2 separate regions of the Homo sapiens genome follow, and region 2 is linked to region 1. The links are chromatin loops, found by intact Hi-C in ENCODE. Cell type or tissue: CD14-positive monocyte. All regions are shown on one strand. Each heading gives the region's core, and the rest is flanking DNA. Links, peaks and the distances in the headings are about the cores only. Region 1 overlaps FNBP4 (formin binding protein 4). Region 2 overlaps MADD (MAP kinase activating death domain).

Region 1 (5,375 bases), core at 210-5,209:
CACCCAGGCTGGAGTGCAGTGGCGCGATCTCTGCTCACTGCAACCTCCACCCCCCGGGTTCAAGCGATTCTCCTGCCTCAGCCTCCCGAGTAGCTGGGAGTACAGGCGCCTGTCCCACGCCCGGCTAATTTTTGTAGTTTAGTAGAGACGGGGTTTCACCATATTGGCCAGGCTGATCTCGAACTCCTGACCATGTGATCCTCCCACCTTGGCCTCCCAAAGTGCTGGGATTACGGGCATGAGCCACCACGCCCAGCTATTTTATTTTTTTGAGACAGTCTCTCACACTGTCATCCGAGCTGGAGTACAGTGGCATGATCTCAGTTCACTGCAACCTCTGCCTCCCAGGTTCAAGCGATTCTTCTGCCTCAGCCTCCCGAATAGCTGGGATTACAGGCGCACGCCGCCATGCCGGGCTAATTTCTGTATTTTTAGCAGAGATGGGGTTTCACTATGTTGGCCAGGCTGGTCTCAAACTCCTGACCTTGTGATCCGCCTGCCTTGGCCTCCCAAAGTGCTGGAATTACAGGCATGAGCCACTGCGCCCGGCCTAGGAATAGTTCACTTTAGTCTAAATCACCTTCATGGCATACTTACTAAATTTTCTTATCAGGCCCAGCATGGTGGCTCACGCCTGTAATCCCAGCACTTTCGGAGGCTGAGGTGGGCAGATCACCTGAGGTCAGGAGTTCAAGATCAACTTGGCCAACCTGGTAAAACCCTGTCTCTACTAAAAATACAAAAATTGGGCCTGTTGCCAAGGTGGGCGGATCACCTGAGGTCAGGAGTTCGAGACCAGCCTGGCCAACGTGGTGAAACCCTGTGTCTACTAAAAGTACAAAAAAAATTAGCCAGGCTTGGTGGCTCTCGCCTATAATCCCAGCTGCTCAGGAGGCTGAGGCAGGGAAATTGCTTGAACCCGGGAGGCAGACGTTGCAGTGAGCCGACATCACACTTTGCACTCCAGCCTGGGCAAGAAGAGCGAGAGTTCGTCTCAAAAACAGAAACAAAAATGAGCTGGGTGTAGTGGTGCATCCCTGTAATCCCAGCTACTTGGGAGGCTAAGGCTGTGAGGCTGGGAATCGCTGGAACCTGGGAGGCAGAGGTTGCAGTGACTTGAGATCACGCAATTGCACTCCTGGGCAACAGAGTGAGACTCTCTCAAAAAAAAAAATTTCTCATCATACAGAAGAAGGTAAAGATTTATCCAGTCATGTTATGAGCTGACAAAATACTGATCTTAAATCTATCTCTGTTTACTACTAGTCTGCCTTTTGACATCCTGAGAATAGCAGGGAGGATATATTTGAATCCTACCTAGAACTAGGCTCTCATTCAGTCAGTGTCTGTCTAAAGTAATAATGTAATGGTATAAATATATACTCACCTGTTGGGAGTAAGTGGTTTTGGCCGGGCACGGTGGCTCACACCTGTAATCCCAGCACTTTGGGAGGCTGAGGTGGGCAAATCACAAGGTCAGTAGTTTGAGACCAGCCTGGCCAACGTGGTGAAAGGCCTCTACTAAAAATACAAAAAATTAGCTGGGCATGGTGGCGGGCGCCTGTAATCCCAGCTACTTGGGAGGCTGAGACAGGAGAATAGCTTGAACCTGGGAGGCAGAGGTTGCAGTGAGCCAAGATTGTGCCACTGCACTCCAGCCTGGGTGACAGTGCGAGACTCCATCTCAAAAAAAAAAAAAGTCGTTTTTACCTTGAGTATTCAGCTACTGAAAACAGTTAATATGAATGTGTGTGCAATTGAATGTATGTGCAGGTGAGATTTGTTTCAGAATTAAATGAGACTAAATTATTTTGTTCTTTATAGGAAGTAAATGAAGGAATTCAGGCTCTCTCAAATAGTGAGGAGGAGAAGAAAGGGGTGGCAGCATCGCTGCTTGCTCCTTTATTGCCTGAGGGAATAAAAGAAGAAGAAGAGAGATGGAGAAGAAAAGTAATTTGTAAAGAGGAGCCAGTTTCAGAAGTAAAAGAAACAAGTACAACAGTAGAAGAAGCAACAACAATAGTAAAGCCACAGGAAATTATGTTGGACAATATAGAAGACCCTTCTCAGGAGGATCTTTGCAGTGTTGTCCAATCTGGAGAAAGTGAGGAGGAAGAGGAACAAGATACCCTTGAACTGGAGCTAGTTTTGGAAAGGAAAAAAGTAAGCTTTTGAAAGTTACTTGTAGAATGTTTTTTCCTCAGTACTACTCTACAGGGATCATTGTGCTTGACTTACAACCATTATTGGGATTTTGTTTTTCTTATCCCATCATCTAGGTATGTTGAAGCTTATGCAGCAAAAACTTTAAACTACAGAGGTGTAGGTTTTTTGGTCCTTGATGATACTTTTGGTAGTTATCGGGGGAACTCACCCCCAATATTTCAACCTAGGTTCTTTCTATTTTCCATAAGTGTCGGCCAGCTGAGAAATAGAAAGAGTATAATGAGAGGAATTTTACAGCTGGGCCGCCGGGGGTGACATCACATATCGGTAGGACTATGATGCCCACCCGAGCCTCAAACCAGCAAGTTTTTTATTAAGGGTTTCAAAAGGGGAGGAGGTGTAAGAACAGGGAGTAGATCATGTGCTTCAAAGGGCAAAAAGGTACTGATAAGGGTCTATGTTCAGCGGTGCACATGTTGTCTTGATAAACATCTTAAACAACAGAAAACAGGGTTCAAGAGCAGAGAATCAGTCTGACCACAGACTTACCAGGGCCGGGTTTTTCCCCACCCTAATAAGCCTGAGGGTACTTCAGGAGACCAGGGCGTATCTCAGTCCTTATCTCAACCGCATAGGACAGACATTCCCAGAGCGGCAGTTTATAGACCTACCCCCAGGAATGCATTCCTTCCCCAGGATATTAATATTAATATTCCTTGCTAGGAAAAGAATTTAGCGATATCTTCCCTACTTGCATGTCCATTTATGGGCTCTATGCAAGAAGAAAAATATGGCTCTTTTTGCCTGACCCTGCAGGCAGTGAGACCTTATGGTTTTCTTCCCTTGTTCCCTAAAAATCACTGTTACTCTGTTCTTTTTCAAGGTGCACTGATTTCATACTGTTCAAACACGTTTTACAATCAATTTGTACAGTTAACACAATTATCACAGTGGTCCTGAGGTGATGTACATCCTCAGCTTACTAAGATAACAGGATTAAGAGATTAAAGTAAGAAAGGCATAAGAAATTGTAAAAGTGTTATTTGGGAATTGATAAATGTCCATATTAAAATGAAATCTTCACAATTTATGTTCCTCTGCCATGGCTTCAGCTGGTCCTTCCATTCAGGATCCCTGACTTCCCACAACAGGTAGTTGATAATCAATAAAGAGACTTGACATTACTCAGACTTATACAAATGGGTACCAGAAAAAAACCAGAAAGAATGAATAAGACCTACTATTTGATAGCACAGTAGGGTGACTAGTCAATAATAACTGTATATTATAAAATAACTTTAAAGAATGAAGTTGGATTATTTGTAACTCAAAGGATAAATGCTTGAGGGGATGGTTATCCCATTCTCCATGATGTGCTTATTTCACATTGCATACCTGTGTCAAAACATCTCATGTATCCCATAAATATATACACTTACTATGTACCCACAAAAAAATGGGCAAAATTAAAAAATAAAAATAGAGTGAGTAGGCCGAGTGCAGTGGCTCATGCCTGTAATCCCAGGACTTTGGGAGGCTGAGCAGGAGATCACTTGAGCCCAGAAGTTGAGACCAATGTGAGCAACATACCCAGATATCATCTCTTACTAGAAAAAAAAAGTATGATGACATGTGCCTGTAGTTCCAGCTACTTGGAAGGGTGAGGTGGGAGGATTGCTTGAGCTCAGAAGGTTGTAGCTACAGCGAGCCATGATCATGCCACTGCACTCCAACCTGGGCAACAGAGGGAGAGCCTGTCTCCAAAAAAAAAAAAGTGCTTTCTGTTCTCAAAGAATTTAAATTTCAACAACATAGTCTTGTTTATTATTCTGATTATACATATTAATAAGCAGTTAATGACACTAACTTAATTGTCATGTTCTTTGTAGGCAGAGTTGCGAGCCTTGGAGGAAGGAGATGGTAGTGTGTCAGGGTCTAGTCCACGTTCTGATATCAGCCAGCCAGCATCTCAAGATGGAATGCGTAGGCTTATGTCTAAAAGAGGAAAATGGAAGATGTTTGTTCGAGCTACCAGTCCAGAATCTACCAGTAGGAGTTCTAGTAAAACTGGACGAGATACTCCAGAAAATGGAGAAACTGGTAATTTGTGCTTCACATTAAACTTCAGAGTTGAAAGATATAGAGGGGAAGGAAACTCTTGTCTTTTTTTGTTTCCTCTTCAACAAAACAGGAGATTGTACTTTTACTCTTTGGGAGAAGTGCTGGGAAGGAAGCTTCCATCCACCTCTCTACCTTTTCCAGATCTTTTTCTAGTAGAGGAGTAAGAGCCTGAGAGGCTGACACCCACTGGATGGTGGTGTATTCAGAGTCCAGTCCCATTTCTTCTCTCTGTCTACGTTGCCCAGCCTCTGTGTGGGTGGGTAGAGAGTTTGATTGTGTCATGAGGACCCAAGTTGTCTTCATTCAGGTAATAAGGACCTTATCATTCATTCATGGTAAGGTCGAAGAGCTCCTGCTGCATTTTTTAATCTATTTTCAGAGATCCCTGGATGAAGCTAATATTTTAATCTCCATTTGGCCCTAATTATTTTTTTTTCTTTTCCTTTTTGAGACGGAGGTCTCACTCTGTCACCCAGGCTGGAGTACAAAGGCATGATCTTGGCTCACTGCAACCTCCGCCTCCCAGATTCAAGCAATTCTCTTACCTCAGCCTCCCGAGTAGCTGGGATTATAGGTGCCTGCCACCGCGCCTGGCTATTTTTTGTATTTTTAGTAGAGACGGAGTTTCGCCATGTTGGCCAGGCTGATCTCGAACTCCTGATCTCAGTTGATCCGCCCGCCTCCCAAAGTGCTGGGATTACAGGCGTGAGCCACCGCTTTCAGCTGTGGCCCTAATTCTGTAGTGGAAAGTCAGCAGTAAGATAAGGACGCCAAACCTTAGTTGAGTACACCTAGAAGAAAATACTTTTATGGATCGTGGTTCAAAAACAGCCCAGTGCTGCTTCACAGGAAACTGAGGCAGAAGGATCCCTGGACCCTAGGAGTTCCAGGCTAGCTGGGCAACATAGCAAGACCCTTGTTTCTTGATAAAAGAAAAAAAAGAAACAAAGAACCAAACAAAAAAAAAACAACAATACAGGTGTTAAATAAAGAAAGACATCCTTGTTTGAATTTTTTCTTTTCTTTTTATTTATATTTTTTGAGACGGAGTTTCACTCTTGTTGCCCAGGCTGGAGTGCAATGGTGCA
Region 2 (5,375 bases), core at 272-5,271, 440 kb after region 1:
GGGTAAGACCTAATCAGTGTGACTAAATACCAGTCTCCTGGTTCACAGCCCAATATTTTACTAAATGGATCACGTGACTTTATATAATTTATTTCTTATTAAAACAGCCTTGTTTGAGCAAAAAAATTTAGGTCGCTACACTCAGCAGCTCTGTATAAAGAGCCCTTGCTCACCAGCATAGAACAAATACGAATTTGTCCCAGAAAGATGCCAGAAAAGGTAGCACACTGAAGCTGAATGGCTTCCTGCAAGACCGATACTCCATCATACCTATTTTAATACATTTGGAATTAAAACACACTGGAATAATTTCAAATACTCTTATTAAAGCAGCTCACTTTGGCCAGGCATGATAGCTCACATCTATAGTCCTGGCACTTTGGTAGGATGAAACAGGAGGATCACTTAAGCCCAGAAGTTCAAGACCAGCCTGGGCAACATAGCAAGAACCTGTTTCTACCAAAAAAAAAAAAAAGTATAAAAATCTCAGCCAGGAGGGATGGTGCATGCCTACAGTCCCAGCTACTTGGGAGGCTGAGGTGGGTGGATTGCTTGAGCCCAGAAGTTTGAGGCTGGAGTAAGCCATGACTGCACCAAGCCATGACTGCACCCTGCACTGCAGTCTGGGCACCAGAGCAAGACCTTGTCTCAAAAGTAAATAAATAAACATTTTTAAAAAGTTACAACAAAAAAAAACAGCCTAGGGGAGTAATGTCAGCAAGATGGCCGAGCAGCCCCTAAAGCACATCCCCCTCACAAAGAGAGGTAGAGTAATAAACAGCTATACTTTTAACAAAAATAACTGAGGGAGACTGTGGGGGTGTATCAGAAGGGTGACAGGAATGCTGATGAGCACAGAAACTCAGGATGGCCACATAGAGAACAGATGGCAATATCAGGCCTCCCCCCCATCCCCCTTCCCCCATCTAGGATCAGCTGGGAACAAGGAGGAACTTCTCCCCACAGCAAGGAAGTAAGCAAGACAATTCTAGAAACTGCCACCAGCACCTTGGACACCTACAGACTTCACCACTGGCTTCCCTACAGTCCTCTAGGCACTAAGCCCAGCTGAAGGAGCTGCCTGGAGTCCATACAGCTGTGCTCCCTCCAGAGAAGGAGCCAATACTATGCGCCAGCCCCTGTGGCCTGTGCAGCTACTGTGCTATGCCATCTTGGAAGTGGAGCTACAGTGGGATTGTGTTTTGCTCTGGGGACAGATGGCCACAGCTCCCCTTCATTCCTGAGGCTAAGCCACCAACAAACCACTCTAGCCTGATGTCTTGACAATCTAAGCCAAGCTGTGAGCAGCTATTACATGATTCCCCAAGGGGCCAAGTGGAGGCAGAGCCACTCCACCTACCCCTCCCCACTCCCCTTGGGCTGCAGCTGAAGCAGTACCCTATCCACTATGAAAACAGTACTTAGACTGCTCAGAGCAGTCAGGCCTCCCTGGTGCCTAAGGTGAAGAAGCAATCTGTATCCCAGGAAATGGTGCCTTGGCCACCCAGGGCAGTCATGCATCCTAGCACCTAACTTGAAGCGGCACCCTGCATTCCAATGATACTGTGCCTGGGTCACCCAGAACAGTCATGCCCACACTAGGCCTGTGCTAAAGCAGCACATTGTCCCCAGGGGAATTGGTGGCTGGCCAAGCTGAGCAGCTACGCATTCCAGGGCTGAGCTGACACAGTACCCCATGTCCCAGGAAACAGAGCAGTGGCTGAGCTGAGATACCTTGCCCTAGCCAAACAACTCCAGTACCCTGCTTCCCTGGAACTGGACTTGCCCCTAGAGTCTGAGCTGCTAAGATACCCTCTTCCTGGGGAGTGGAGTCATTGCTGTGCTGCTCCCTGACCCCCAGGGCCCAAATGACAGCTGTGCTCTGCCACGCTGGGGTATTCGCTGCCATTGCACTTGGCTTCACAGAGTCTAGGATACAGCCAAGCCCCACCATCCTGGAGTCTAGAGTCACTACTACATGGTGCCTCATTCCGTGGGACCTGAGCTGCCACTGAGCCCTATTGGCTCAGATCCCTGAATTGCAGCTGTACCCTGCTCCCTAGGCCCAAACCTCCAGAGCACCCCTTCTTCCACAGAGTAAGGCCAGTGCTATGGCCTATCCCCCAGTATTAGAATCACAGTTATGAGCCAGTCCCCTGGGCCTGAGCTGCTAGCGGGTGCCTCAGATCCTGGCTCTGTGGGCAACCTACATCCAACCTTGCCACAGAGAGCAAATCTGTACCCCAATACCCAGGTGCCACAATAGGTTTGTGAGACCCTAAGCCTGGAAACCTGACTCCACAGCTACTCCACGCATCTGTACCTGGAACCCAGTGCCTCTGCAGCTGCTTGTAGGCCATGTCAGTCAGACCTGACACCAAGAGGGATTCTCTTGGCTGAGTCACTCCATTGTGAGGAAAATGAGAATAGGAGGACTCCAAAACTCCTTGACACCAAGGATATTAACAACATATACCACCACTGCCACTGCCACACTTCTATAGCCTAGGACTCTTGAGGCACCCATAGTTATTGCTCATGTTGAATGCAGCTGAAGAAGCTACACAGAAAACATACCACTACATCTATCCAGAAACAGAGTTGCCATACCCTTCCCAACTGGCACACTAAAACCCAACTGCATGTGAAAGTCTTTCTCTATGAAAGCCACTCCAGAGAGTTTGGAAGAAGTGACTGTTCTGCCAGATGTGGGGTATCAACACAGAGACATAAGAAACATGAAAAAAACAAGGACATATGACTCCACCACAGGAACATAATAACTCTTTGGTAATAGACCCCAATGAAAAGGAAATCAATTAATTGCCAGAAAATAAATTAAAAGTAATGATCTTAAGGAAATGCAATGAGATACAAGAAAATACAGATAGATGATTCAACAAAATCAGAAGAACAGTTCATGATATGAATTAGAAATTCAACAAAGAGATAAAAATCATAACAAAAAAACAGAAATCTTGCAGCTGAATAATTCAATGAACAAAGTTTAAAAAATACAATAGAGGGCCAGGCGTGGGGGCTCACACCTGTAATCCCAACACTTTGGGAGGTGAGGTGGGTGGATCGCCTGAGGTTGGGAGCTCAAGGCCAGCCGAAGCAACATGGAGAAACCCCGTCCCTATTAAAAAATACAAAATTAGCCAGGTGTGGTGGCGCATGCCTGTAATCCCAGCTACTTGGGAGGCTGAGGCAGGAGAATTGCTTTAACCCACGAGTCAGAGGTTGCGGTGAGCCGAGATAGTGCCATTGCATTCCAGCCTAGGCAACAAGAGCGAAACTCCGTCTCAAAAAAAAAAAAAAGGAAAAAATACAATAGAGAACTACAACAGCAGACTTGATCAAGCAGAAGAATGACTCTATATTTGAAGATAAGTCATTCGAAATTAGTCAGAGGGAAAAAAGTTAGAATGGAAAACAGTCAAGAAGGTCTACAACACTTAGGGGATCTCATTAAGTAAACAAATATTCATATTATTGGATTTCCAAAGAGAGAAGGGGAAAGGCATAAAAAACTTATTTAATGAAATAATAGCTGAAAACTTCCCAAGTCTGGGGAGAGAGATGGACAGCCAGATCCAGGAAGCTCAAAAGTCCCCAAACAGATTCAACCCAAAAAAGTCCTCTCCAGCCAGATGCGGTGGCTCACGCCTGTAATCCCAGCACTTTGGGAGGCCAAGGCGGGCAGATCATTTGAAGTCAGGAGTTCGAGACCAGCCTGACCAACACGGTGAAATCCTATCTCTACTAAAAATACAAAAAAATTAGCCGAGCGTGGTGGTGCATGCCTGTAATCCCAGCTACTCAGGAAGCTGAGGCAGGAGAAAAGCTTGAACCCAAGCGGCGCAGGTTGCAGTGAGCTGAGATCACACTACTACACTCCAGCCTGGGTGACAGAGTGAGACTGTCTCAAAAAAAAAAAAAAAAAAGGCCTCTCCAAGGTACATTACAGTCAAATTGTCAAAAGTCAAAGAGAGAATTCTAAAAACAGCCAGAGAAGGCCGGGTGCAGTGGCTCACGCCTGTAATCCCAGCACTTTGGGAGGCCGAGGCAGGCAGATCACGAGGTCAGGAGATCGAGACCATCCTGGCTAACATGGTGAAACCCCGTCTCTACTAAAAATACATAAAAATTAGCCAGGCATGGTAGCAGGCACCTTAGTCCTAGCTACTCAGGAGGCTGAGGTAGAATGGTGTGAACCCAGGAGGCGGAGCTTGCAGTGAGCCGAGATTGCACCACTGTACTCCAGCCTGGGTGACAGAGTGAGACTCCGTCTCAAAAAAAAAAAAAAAAAAAACAGCAAGAGAAAAGTGTTAAGTCACATTTAAGGGAATCTCTATTAAACTAACAGATTTCTCTGCAGAAACTTTACAAGCCAGTAGAGAATGGGATGATATATTCAAAGCGCTGCAAGAAAAAGAATCTCAGTCAAGAATACTATACCCAGCAAAGTTGTGCTTCAGAAATGAAGGATAAACTAAGTCTTTCCCAGACATGAAAAAAAAAATGAGGAAGTCATCACACCCTTACAAGACATGCTCAAGGGAGTCCTACATCTGGAAGTAAAAAGATGATAATTACTATCATGAAAATACACAAAAGTATGAAATCCACTTGTAGAACAGACACACAAAGGAGAAAAAGAAAAGAATCAAACCTTATCTCTACAGAAAACCACCAAACCATAATGATAAATGAGAGGAAGAAACAAAGGACATACAAAATAATCAGAAAACAATTAACAAAACAACAGAAGTAAGTCCACACTATCAATAACAACCTTGAATGTAAATAGATTAAATTCCCTCACTTAAAAGGGGTAGACTGGCTGAATGGATTAAAAAAAAAAAATACTTGACCTAACTATATGCTGCCTACAAGAAACTCATTTCACTAGCAAAGACACATACAGACTGAAAGTGAAGGGATGGAGAAAGATATTTCACACAAATAGAAACCAAAAGCAAGCAAGAGTAGCTATAATTATATCAGATAAAACAGACTTTATGTCAAAAACTAAAAAGAGGCTGAGCACGGTGGCTCACGCCTGTAATCCCAGCACTTTGGGAGGCCGAAGCGGGCAGATCACAAGGTCAGGAGTTTGAGACCAGCCTGGCCAACATGGTGAAACCCTGTCTTTACTAAAAATACAAAAATTAGCTGGGCATGGCAGCAGACACCTGTAGTCCCAGCTACTTGGGAGGCTGAGGCAGGAGAATCGCTTGAACCCAGGAGGTGGAGGTTGCAGTGAGCGGAGATTGCGCCACTGCACTCCAGCCTGGGCGACAGAGTGAGACTCTGTCTCACACACACAAAAAAAACCTAAAAAGAGACAAAGAAAGTAATTATGTAATAAC

What was found. Hi-C counts contacts between places; a loop is a spot of excess contacts. Peaks named below come from ENCODE experiments on the same cell type or tissue, not always from the same donor. Only the 100,000 strongest peaks of a DNase experiment are listed, where the experiment ranks them.
Region 2: it touches region 1 in a loop (3.0-fold over the local background); 1 of 110 quality-filtered maps calls a loop at or near these places.

What each region holds. Positions count from the first base shown.
Region 1 is chr11:47,742,844-47,748,218 of GRCh38, reverse strand. FNBP4 (formin binding protein 4) reads left to right here. Exons shown (of 17, transcript NM_015308.5): 7 at 1,825-2,163; 8 at 4,056-4,266. Among named protein-coding and RNA genes, the nearest start is that of FNBP4, 22 kb to the left of the region's middle. In CD14-positive monocyte, for the core only: no CTCF peak of the experiment used is centred there; no DNase peak of the experiment used is centred there; H3K27ac peaks cover 596 bases.
Region 2 is chr11:47,302,180-47,307,554 of GRCh38, reverse strand. All of the region lies in intron 24 of MADD (MAP kinase activating death domain), which reads right to left. Among named protein-coding and RNA genes, the nearest start is that of MADD-AS1, 33 kb to the right of the region's middle. In CD14-positive monocyte, for the core only: no CTCF peak of the experiment used is centred there; no DNase peak of the experiment used is centred there; H3K27ac peaks cover 690 bases.